2 separate regions of the Homo sapiens genome follow, and region 2 is linked to region 1. Evidence: chromatin loops called from intact Hi-C (ENCODE). Cell type or tissue: GM12878. All regions are shown on one strand. Links, peaks and the distances in the headings refer to the core of each region. The heading gives the core; the rest is flanking DNA.

Region 1 (5,384 bases), core at 221-5,220:
AGCACAACAGGGTGACAAGAGTCAATAATACATTGCGTATTTTAAAATAACTAAAAGTTGAAAGGCAAGAAGCTTTTGTCAGCAGAAAATTCAACAAATTAAAAGTTAAAAGCAACAGATAAACAACAGATGCTGGAGAGGATGTGGAGAAATAGGAACACTTTTACACTGCTGGTGGGAGTGTAAATTAGTTCAACCATTGTGGAAGACAGTGTGGCGATTCCTCAAGGATCTAGAACTAGAAATACAATTTGACCCAGCGATCCCATTACTGGGTATATACCCAAAGGATTATAAATCATGGTACTATAAAGACACATGCACATGTATGTTTATTGTGGCACTATTCACAATAGCAAAGACTTGGAACCAGCCCAAATGTCCATCAATGTTAGACTGGATTAAGAAAATGTGGCACATATACACCATGGAGTACTATGCAGCCATAAAAAATGATGAGTTCATGTCCTTTGTACGGACATGGATGAAGCTGGAAACCATCATTCTAAGCAAACTATCACAAGGACAGAAAACAAAACACTGCATGTTCTCACTCACAGGTGGGAGTTGAACAATGAGAACACATGGACACAGGGCAGGGAACATCACACACCAGGGCCTGTCATGGGGTGGGGGCCTGGGGGAGCGATTGCATTAGGAGAAATACCTAATGTAAATGATGAGTTGATGCGTGCAGCAAACCAACATGGCACATGTATACCTATGTAACAAACCTGCACGTTATGCACATGCACCCTAGAACTTAAAGCATAATTTAGAAAAAAAGAAAAAAAAAAGTTAAAAGCACTAAGTTTCATCCCAGCTTTTCTAATAACTAGCACAGCATCTTTCTGGGCCTGTGTTTGTATATAGTGAATAAGGATCTTTGAACTTGAGTATTCCTTCCAGTTTTAAACTTGCATGAAACTAATTATTCAGGCCAACAATAAAAGACAAGTCACCACTTTGCTAGCAAGAAGAAAAGAAATATGTACATGGGGATATTTGAGGGACCTTGAGAAGTCAACCAGTTTGCTTAATGCTAGGATGATTTAAGTCTGACACCTGGGATAGAGATCCCATACATTCTTTGTTGATGTTCTCTAAGGTTTTTCTCCCTGAAAGTAAGCCTCTGTGATTTATATGTACGGAATAAGTAAAGTATGCAAATATCATAAGTATATAATAGTCACTGCACTGATGCAGTGAATCAACCTATATTCTGAGACATGATGGGCTCTGCAGTATGAAATAACTTTGAGGTACTCGGCCAGGCGCGGTGGCTCACGCCTGTAATCTCAGCACTTTGGGAGGCCAAGGTGGGTGGATCATGAGGTCAGGAGATCGAGACCATCATGGCTAACACGGTGAAACCCCGTCTCTACTAAAAATACAAAAAATTAGCCAGGCGTGGTGGCGGGCGCCTGTAGTCCCAGCTACTCAGGAGGCTGAGGCAGGAGAATGGCGTGAACCCGGGAGGCGGAGCTTGCAGTGAGCCAAGATCGCGCCACTGTACTCCAGCCTGGGCGACAGAGCGAGACTCCATGTCAAAAAAAAAGAAAAGAAAAGAAATAACTTTGATGTACTCATAAAAGAGGATCCAGAAAGATAATTTGTTATTTGGTCTGAAACTTAAACATAATCTGCTCTCAGGGCTGAGGGTGTTTTCTCCTATTATCAAGCCTATGTAGTTAAACTTTGGCCCATGTATTTTGAAAGATGAAGCATAACTAAACTTACAGAACTTCCCAATCATGCACACACATGCGCATACACACACAACATACACACACACATTTTCCTTTCCTCCTAAAGGAGACAGGATCTATTTTTCAAATTATATCAGTAAGATTTGATTCAAAGAACACATGAATTATCTTCACCCTATAGGTGGAGCAATTTACCAATACTACCAAGAATAGAGCTTCTAGAAGGCCAAAACTTAGAGAAGGTCACTAAAGGGCAAGTTCAGAGTCTCAGGATCAAGGGCAGAAATGTGGTAACTGTTGCTTCTGTCTCCCTAGTCCAGGAAAAAGGCAAGAAATTTCTTCAGATGAACAGAAAACTAAATGCCTCCATGGAAGCTTGTCCTCCTTGACCCAAATTTCTTTCTTTCTTTCTTTCTTTCTTTCTTTTTCTTCTTCTTTTTTTTTTTTCATGGTCTCACTGTCACCCAGGCTGGAGTGCAGTGCCAAATATCTTAATGTAGCAATTTCTCTCCACAAGGCAATATATAATCTAGAAATTCAATGTCATACACAATCACCGCCATTAAGAAGCTTTCAATCCAGCCAGGACTCTACACATACAAATAGAAGCATTGACTATAGGGTTCCATGATGGTCAGGAATGAGAAAATCAAAATTAAAAAACAACAAGCATAGACTATAAGAACTGAAAGAGGTTAAGATAATCTAGTCCAGTGGTTTTCGTACTTTTTGGTAGAATTTTTTAGGGTTCCATAGAAGGGCCTCAAACTATTGAAAAAGAGTCTAGGGCATTTCTTTGCACCTAGGAGGCTCTAGCTTCATGACCTTCTTTTATTTAACTTTATTTATTGTTTTATTTAACTTTTACTTTATCTTATTTAGTTCTACTTATATTGTTAGCAGAAAGGGTTCCATGACCAAAACAAAATGCTTGAAAACCATAGCTCTTATTCAAATTCTTCAATTAAAATATAAAGAAATGAAGGCCCTGAAAGGGTCCAGCAATCTGTCCAAAGTTTTTCTGTAACTAGCCAAGCCATGAAGTGTTGAAGAAAAGATACATTACCTTGTGACATCTCTGCTTCTTTCAAGTGCCAAATAAGTGCTGGAGACAAATCATGTAGGTGGATACAATCACAGGGGGACTTCAGTGGACAGAGAGTGCTTCATAAGGGAGATTGGGCTTGAACTGGGCTATGACCTGTGAGGAGAGTTTCAAGAGTTGGAAGGAGGGTATCATGGCAGAAGTACAGTCTAAATGAAGGTGCAGGGGCACTGATGCATCCAGGAGTGCTCTTATAACTGTTTCTTGTGGAAACGGTATGATTATGAAAGCTGTTAAATAATATTGAGAATAACACTATTGTGTGTTTGTGTCAGGTGAGACACAATGAGGAAGTAAAACCAAAATGCTTGAAATGAAAGAAGTTTATTACTCACAGGTTCAAGAGGTTGAGGGTGCCAACAGGAGGCTAATAGGAAGCCTGGGGATAGCAGAGTGCTCAACCAGTGGATGGGGAGTGAGAAAGGGGGTATATCTGTGGGACTATGGCTTTATTAAGGTCCATGGGCATTATCTCTTAGGTTTTCCTGTGAGAATTGTGGATTGGCTAGTTTAAAGAAAACACACATGAAGAGGGATCTTATTCACATGACTCTGGTGTTCATTAGGTTTTATCATGATTACCAGCTGTGGAGTGTGCTGGGTTTGGGGTTAATGAGATGCGGAATTTGTGAACTATATTACAAACAAACACATGGAGAGTGGAAGTTTTAACTAGGTCAAAGGTGATGGGGGCATGACTAGGTTACCAATAACTTATGTCAGGCCAAAAAAAATGAATGCCAAGGCAGTGATTATATTAAACAAATTTACGACATGGTGTTAGTGACCTATGGTTCCTGCTCACCAAACATTTTGATTCTCATTCTGACAAAATCTGTTGCTACTGATCTTTTCAGAATGGTGTCTGTACTGGAGGATTCTGTCAAATCAGCTTTGGTATGAACCTTAATAAGCTATAATTTCTATAATTGGCATAACTGGCTAATTTTTCTTTTCATATCCATCAGCAAGCTTAGAGATAAAATACCAAATTTTATCCCATATACTGAAATACCATTATTTACAGTGCGTTTTGATTATCTGCAGCTAGACTTTTTTCATAATATCTGGGTACCCACTTCCAACACATAATTCTGTTTAATTGTCATGACCACAAAGACCATTCTTCCTGAAAGGCATTGTATCCCCATTTCTATTTAAAAGACACCAAAGAAAGCAAGGGGTTTGTGTTGTATTTGGTATGAATAGTTTCAGGGATGATTAACAAATGATTCTTGGCTAAAAGAAAGAAATGTTGGGAGTTGATATTATTGCATACTAGTGATGATTTAGTTGCTTTACTTTTTTAGCTTTACTATGGCATAGGCATAGAGTGAGAGAGTTCATTAGAATAATTTCTCTCTTTATTAAATGGAAGTAATCCCAGGGAGGTGACTTACCCAAAGTCATGTCACACATAAATTGAGTCAGGATTACAGGTCTCTTAATCATTCACAAAACTTCCTTTCTCTAAAATCACCCTAATTTGAAATATTTTCTGAAGTCTAGTAAGACTGCTTGAGACTTTCTTTCATCTTTTCTTGTGCTGTTCATGGAGCAGCACAACTTGACTGTGGAAGGGTAGGTGTATTAGTCAGGGGCCTCTGCAGGCACTTATTAAAAAATTGACTTGCATGATTATGGGGGCTGAGAGTCCCAAGACCTGCAAGCTGGAGACCTAGGAAAGCTGATGGTATAGTTCTAGTCTAAGTCTGAAGTCCTGAAAACCAAGAGAGCTGATTGTACAAGTTCTGGCCCAAAAGCCACAGGCTTGAGATCCAAGAAGAGCTGATATTTCAGTTCAAGTCTGCAGGTAGGAAAAGACTGATGTCCTAGTTCAAGTAGTCAGGCAGGAAGGGTCCCCTCTTACTCTCAGAAGGGTCAGCCTTTTGTTCTATTCAGGCCTTCAATTCATTGCATGAGGGCCATCCTCATTAGGTAGGGCAATCTGCTTCACTCAGTCTACCAATTCAAATGTTAATCTCACTCCAAAACACCCTCACAGACACACCCAGAATAATGTTTGACCAAATATCTGGACACTCTATGGCCCAGTCAAGTTGACAGATAAAATTAACCATCACAGTCAAGATGAGGGAAACTCTTCTTTTTGTAAAGGGAGATAGAACTTGGGAAATCATTAGTCTTCTGTCCTTCCACTCATAGAATGACCAGCATCTCCAAGCAGGCAGGTTCATTTTTAAGATGATTTAAAGGTGGATGAAGCTTCCAAGACCAGAGTTCCTATAAAAGAGATTTCTAGAGATTGAAGGCACCATTTCCCTAACTCTATAAATGAGGGAGGGGTGTAATATTGCTAGTTGGAACTGCTCTCACCCCCTTTTCAATTTTTATGTATTTGGGCTGATCTCACCATGCATTTTTCCCTCTGCTGGGGTTTGGGCAGAGTTTGGAGTAGCAAATATATGAGGATATTCAGCAAGGGAACCATAAGCCATGGAAAAACATGGAAATATAGCTGTAAATGGAGGCAGATTATAGATGCAGAATATAGGAACATGTCAGGAAAATAGTCCAGATATAGGAAGTTCATGGCAATTGCAGATAAT
Region 2 (5,384 bases), core at 52-5,051, 160 kb after region 1:
AATACCACCACACTGGGGATCAAATTCAAAATTAGTTTTAGTGGGGACAAACAAACCATGCCCAAACCATAGCACATAGAGTGTGTCAAATCACATATACAGTCACTTCAAGACTACATATCCAGAAGTGACAATTCTACATCTCGTAAGTCATAATGATGAAAAGAACTAACATTTATTGAGTGCTTTCTTGTTTAGTTCCTATAGTAATCCATCATGAAAAATAATAACACTGGCTTCCTAGTTGCCAGGCATTTAATTAACTCTCTTAATCCTCATAATGACCTCATGCCATGAGTTACTATTGTAATCCTCATTTTGCCGATGAGGAAACTGAGGGCTGGAGAGGTTAAGTAACTTGCCCAAGGTAATCCAGCCAGGGAGTGGTGGGGCTGGAATGTGAACCCCAGGTCAGTCTGTCTGACTGCAGAGACCAATCTCCTAACCCTACCACACTACCTTATTAGAAACATCTTTGAGCATGCAGCCCACATTATCCTGTTATGATAAAAAAAAAAATGCATGAAAATGCCTGCTTCCATCTATTTGGTGTTGAGAATGTTTCAAAGCACTTTCCCATCCCTGATGCATTTGATCTTCACAACAGTCCTGTGAGGAAGACAGGCATAGGCAACACCACCATTACATAGATAAAGACCAAACACAAAAGCTTGCCCCAAGTCCCACTCCACAAATGAGAGACCAAGCCAGAGTCAGAGTTCAATGTACAGTATACATTTTCAAAATGTGTTCTTTGGTATAGCTAGGGATTAAGTCTCCTCCACCTCCTTCATTCTGATTTCATCCTGAAGATTTGAAAGGAAGTGGGCAGCCCACAGCAGGTCATTAAACCCTCCAGCCAAGCTTTCCTATAAATGTAAAAACTACTTGAGTATACCTCACTTTGTCTTCCACATACCCCAACCCTTCAGGATCTGCAGTACCTGACCACATCCTGTGTCTTGAAAGAAAAAAAATGAGGGACCTTGACCCTTAAAAACTGGACACACTGAAGGTATGAACATATCTCATTGTGGATTTCTCACTTTAAAAACATTTATTGGACAATTACAGGTCCAAAATTCCAAAACCCACCTGGCAGGTGAGCAATACTCACCTGGCAGGGGAGATATCATGATCACCAAGCCCACCAAGTTCTGAAAACCAAAGTTTTTAAAAATAAATTCCCTATCAAACCTCTCATATGGCAGCAAAACCTGACATGCACTGATGGGAGGCAATTTATGGTGTTTATTTATCCCATTGCATCTAAGCATGCCCAGGTTTCACTGCTGAAAATTTATTGTGTTTGATTATAGTAGGGTTGCCAGATAAAACATAGGACATAGTTAAATTTAAATTTCAGATAAATAATGAATAATGTTTTTGTATAAGCATGTCCCAAAATTATAAGGGGCATTTAGTTATACTAAAACATTTTTGCTGTTTAGCTGAAATTCAAATTTAATTGGGCATCCTGTATTTTTATTTGCTAAATTTTGGAACTCTAATTATGGGTGCTGCCTGAAACCTCACTGGGAGTGTTATCTAATATATGGCATAGACAGCATATTACTGTTCTAAAATCTGACAAATTTAGAATTCCAAAACAAATCTGTCCCCAAGAGTTTTGTAAAAGGGATTGTGGACCACTGGACCTATAGCATCCTCCCAGCACTGGGCTTGGTACTTCATGGGGACTCAGCTCCCAAAGAGCAACAACCTCTCAAAGAATTATCCCATCACAATGCCTTGCCTCTTGAGCTTTCATTAGATTTCCCCTCTGCTGTCTTTCATAGGTCATTAGCATGCTTTCTGCTTTGATATATTTATTCTTCAAGGTATTTCCCCTCTAGTGTCCTGATTTAAACTAGTAGGACTGCAACCCACAGCTGACCTAACCACACTTTCTATGATTTCTTACTTGGCTTTAGTGAGTTTCCAGCCTCTCCTGTTCAATTGCTCTGACATGCTATGTCACTTTCTTCCTTCCTGGTAAGAAGCTTTCCAACACAGACTCCCCTTTACTTCCAGAACTCTCCTCTGTAGTAGGCAGTGAGCTCCTACCACCCTCTGCTGCCATCTCATGGCTAGGATAAGCCATTGCATTAGTCTTAATTCTGTTGCACTAGTTCTTTTTAGAGTCCATCACCGCCAACACAGAATTATAACATCTGCCAGGAAACCCCATTGGGCTAATTCTGACTGCTGTATGCACTTGCAAATGGAAAATTATACTTTAAAAAAATATGCGTTCTAAAACAGTTTTCAACCTCCTCCTTCAACCTAGCCTCACCTTCCTCCATTTAGTTCTAAGTAGTGAGGCTTAGCCCTAGTTTGAAATGAAAGATAGGGCTTCCAGTTGACTGATTTTGTGAGTCTGCACCTGTGTTGCCATTGATATTGGCAGCCCAGCTTGGGAACTAAGTCTGCTAGCTAATTGCAACAACAGAGCCAGCTTAGAACAAAATGTCTCAGTAATCCTTGGGTAAGAACATATCTTCTTTTTAAAAAATAAAACTAGCCATGGATTAGTGATCTGAGTGATTAAATATTAAACTGTGCTAGACAGAGAGTACATGTAAAAGGTAGGGGCTATTTCCAATCATTATCTGGACCTAAACTTTTGTCAAAACCTATTTCTTGATCTCAAATGTCTGCTGCAGTGGTTTACAAAAAAAAAAAAAAAATGCTGCACTGCTTAATGAAAGTATGACTCAGCAAGCTCACTACAATGGTGAGGGAAGAAAGGTGCTTGAACATTTCTTCCTCTTCGGGAACTTTTGCATTGCCACTGATTTCCCCTTTTGGGCGTTTTTCTCCTCTTCAGAGCCCAGCTTGATTGGCAACTAAAAACAAAACTCATTCTCTTGAGGGTCATTCCTGTAGAGGCGGGTTTTTAAACACATCCTTAACACACAACCGGACTATCTTCTGAAGAACTGAAATCTAACACAGTACACATTGGGCCCATTTCTATGTGCAGCCATTCACTGAAGGGAGTAGGATGCAGTTCTTAAAAGATCAGTAGACTTTTTCAAACCTCCCAGAAAGGCCCTTACCTCAGATCTTACTATAGCCAGTAACTGCTGTTTCTTCCTGATCCTCACCTTCTCCTCTGGTATAGGGGACGACTCATTCTCACCCTTCAAATTTTCTTTTCCTCTAAATGGACTAAAGGAAGAAGTGTTTACAGCTGTAAGTCTCCCAGCTCAAAGTCAGCTGATTTCTTTTAGGAAACATGGGAACATAACTCATTGCCAATTACTTTAGAGAACCACAGACCTATACTGCTTTATAAACCTCTGAATATTAAACATGTGTCAAGGTGACTTTTCTTTCAGTCTCACCTATTGCACTTTTTTGTACACACCTAAAAACTTAAAATAATCTGAAAATAACCAGTTAGGTGACTTAACTGTGAAACTGACTTGTTTTTATCCTAATGCTTTTCTTGCTGATAGCTTTCCCAGCAGGGAACAGGGTGGACTGAGCAGGGTAACAAAGATATTTCTCCTCTGACCATTGTCCATTCCTAATGGAGCCACTGGAAGCTTACTGCTGTGGCTTTTCTCTACCTCACAGCCTGGCTTATTTCTCAAAAGCCCATCCCCACGACCAGATCCTCTGCTTCTATGAGGGGACTTTCCCTTTTTTTTCATTGCCTCCTCAAGGAGTGGTGACTCAATTAATTATCAGGGAGGTCTATCTGTACCTCATTATTCTTAAATGAGCACTTAAGTACAATGTTTGACATCCAGTAGTCACTCAAATGTTAGATGTTGTTATTATTACTATTTAACCTCTCTGAGCCTCAGTTTTCTCATCTGTAAAATGGATGTAATAATAGTACAAACTTCCTAGGTTTGTTAATACATATAAACTGCTTTTAAAAGTATCCAAAACTTAGAAGGTTCTGTGTACATTTTATCTATGACTATTAAAACTTCTATTAGAGAAATAATTTAAGGACATATAGACTGCAAGGTGAAAAGAGAAACGTGTGTGTGGGTTTGGGGATGCTACGGCGGGGAAGAGTTGTGTGTGGATTATGTGTTTGAAATATGTTTTAGCGGCCGAAGAGAAATGCCCACTAGGCGTTAAACATTCAGGTGTAAATTTTAGCAGGGACGGAATGAAGAATTTTTTCACTTTAACAAAAACAGTAAATGCCTGCAAAGACCTTTGGGGGTAAGAAATGACATATATAGAAGTGTTCCTCCACTTCCTAAGCTTACCGTCTACTAAGAAGGCTGAGTCACTGATTCTACATAGAAGTACATGTAACACAAGGTAGGCTCTGAGAGGTACCACAGGGAAAAAGCAAAGTGGTATGAGCTCAAGGAGAGAGGTCACACCTCTGGCTGAAGCAATCAGGGAGGGCTTCCAGAAGGAAGTGATTTTCTGATTTCATTATTCACCGCAGCCTTTTCTTAGGACTCTAGTGCCTGCTGATTTTTTCCATCTCTGAATGCTCTAAGATCCCAAAGTGTGGTGCCTCATGACAAAGCAGTGAGCTTTTCCTAAAGCTAAATAGATCCAGATTGAATGACTGTCCTTTATTCTGTCCTTTCTTTTATAAAATGGTGGTAACAGGAGATCAAAGGGGTGTGGGCTTTTCTCATGTCCTTACTTGGCAAAACAATCTCCTGATTTGGAGAGGAGTGGCCTTAATCAGTCTGTGAGAGCCAACCATCTGGGAACCTGACATGTTTACCATCTGTACCATTTATGTGGGCGTCTGAACACAAACATTATTGTCCTGTTACTTGTTTCGCATGAGTTAGGCTAGTATCCCTTCAAAAGAGCTCCTGCAGGCCAGAATCATGGCTGGTCTCTCTTGCGATGACCCTCTCCCACAGGCCACACGGAGCTGGGCACAGAGCAGGTACTCCAAAATACTTGTTGAAAGGCCTAAACTGAATCACATTAATCTTGCACTTCCCTTGCAGTAAGCAAGTCAAATTCTATTCTGCCTTGAGTTAAGCATGTGAATCAGGCATTAAATCCTATTGATCCTTTAGACAGCTGTAGAAACAAAAGTCACATACAGTAGACTGGTGAGGGGCTGGGAAGATAATTCTCTTCACTGAATGAAAAAATTCAGAACTCTGCTGCAGTGAAATCAAAGCTATTTTGCTAGTTTTCTGGCAGAGGGGTGGTCTCTTTCCAGTAGAACCTGACATTTTTCCTATCAAGAAATATTCCTAGGAGGGGCCAAGAGCCATTGGGCCCCTCCATTGACAACACAGCTTTATGTCAAAGAAAGCCAGGGCTTTTCCAAAAGTTGTGTGCAGTAAGGAAAAAATACAATAATGTTCAGCCCTTGTCTGGGAGTATTGCAGAACTGAAGCACTGAAGAGGGAAAACAATCAACAACTGCA

Evidence for each region. A loop is a pair of places that touch in the nucleus more often than their neighbours do. Peaks named below come from ENCODE experiments on the same cell type or tissue, not always from the same donor. Only the 100,000 strongest peaks of a DNase experiment are listed, where the experiment ranks them.
Region 2: a loop joins it to region 1, with 2.9 times the contacts of the local background. A loop is called at or near these places in 4 of 110 quality-filtered maps.

Annotation. Positions count from the first base shown.
Region 1 is chrX:112,023,680-112,029,063 of GRCh38, reverse strand. The region is part of intron 1 of TRPC5 (transient receptor potential cation channel subfamily C member 5); the gene reads left to right. Among named protein-coding and RNA genes, the nearest start is that of TRPC5, 56 kb to the left of the region's middle. RefSeq lists an enhancer at 2,913-2,972. In GM12878, for the core only: no CTCF peak of the experiment used is centred there; a DNase peak (open chromatin) is centred at 3,083.
Region 2 is chrX:111,866,457-111,871,840 of GRCh38, reverse strand. All of the region lies in intron 3 of TRPC5 (transient receptor potential cation channel subfamily C member 5), which reads left to right. Among named protein-coding and RNA genes, the nearest start is that of TRPC5OS, 7.0 kb to the left of the region's middle. RefSeq lists a silencer at 2,992-3,041. In GM12878, for the core only: a CTCF peak has its summit at 2,083 (motif pointing left); DNase peaks (open chromatin) are centred at 1,910 and 2,780; H3K27ac peaks cover 784 bases.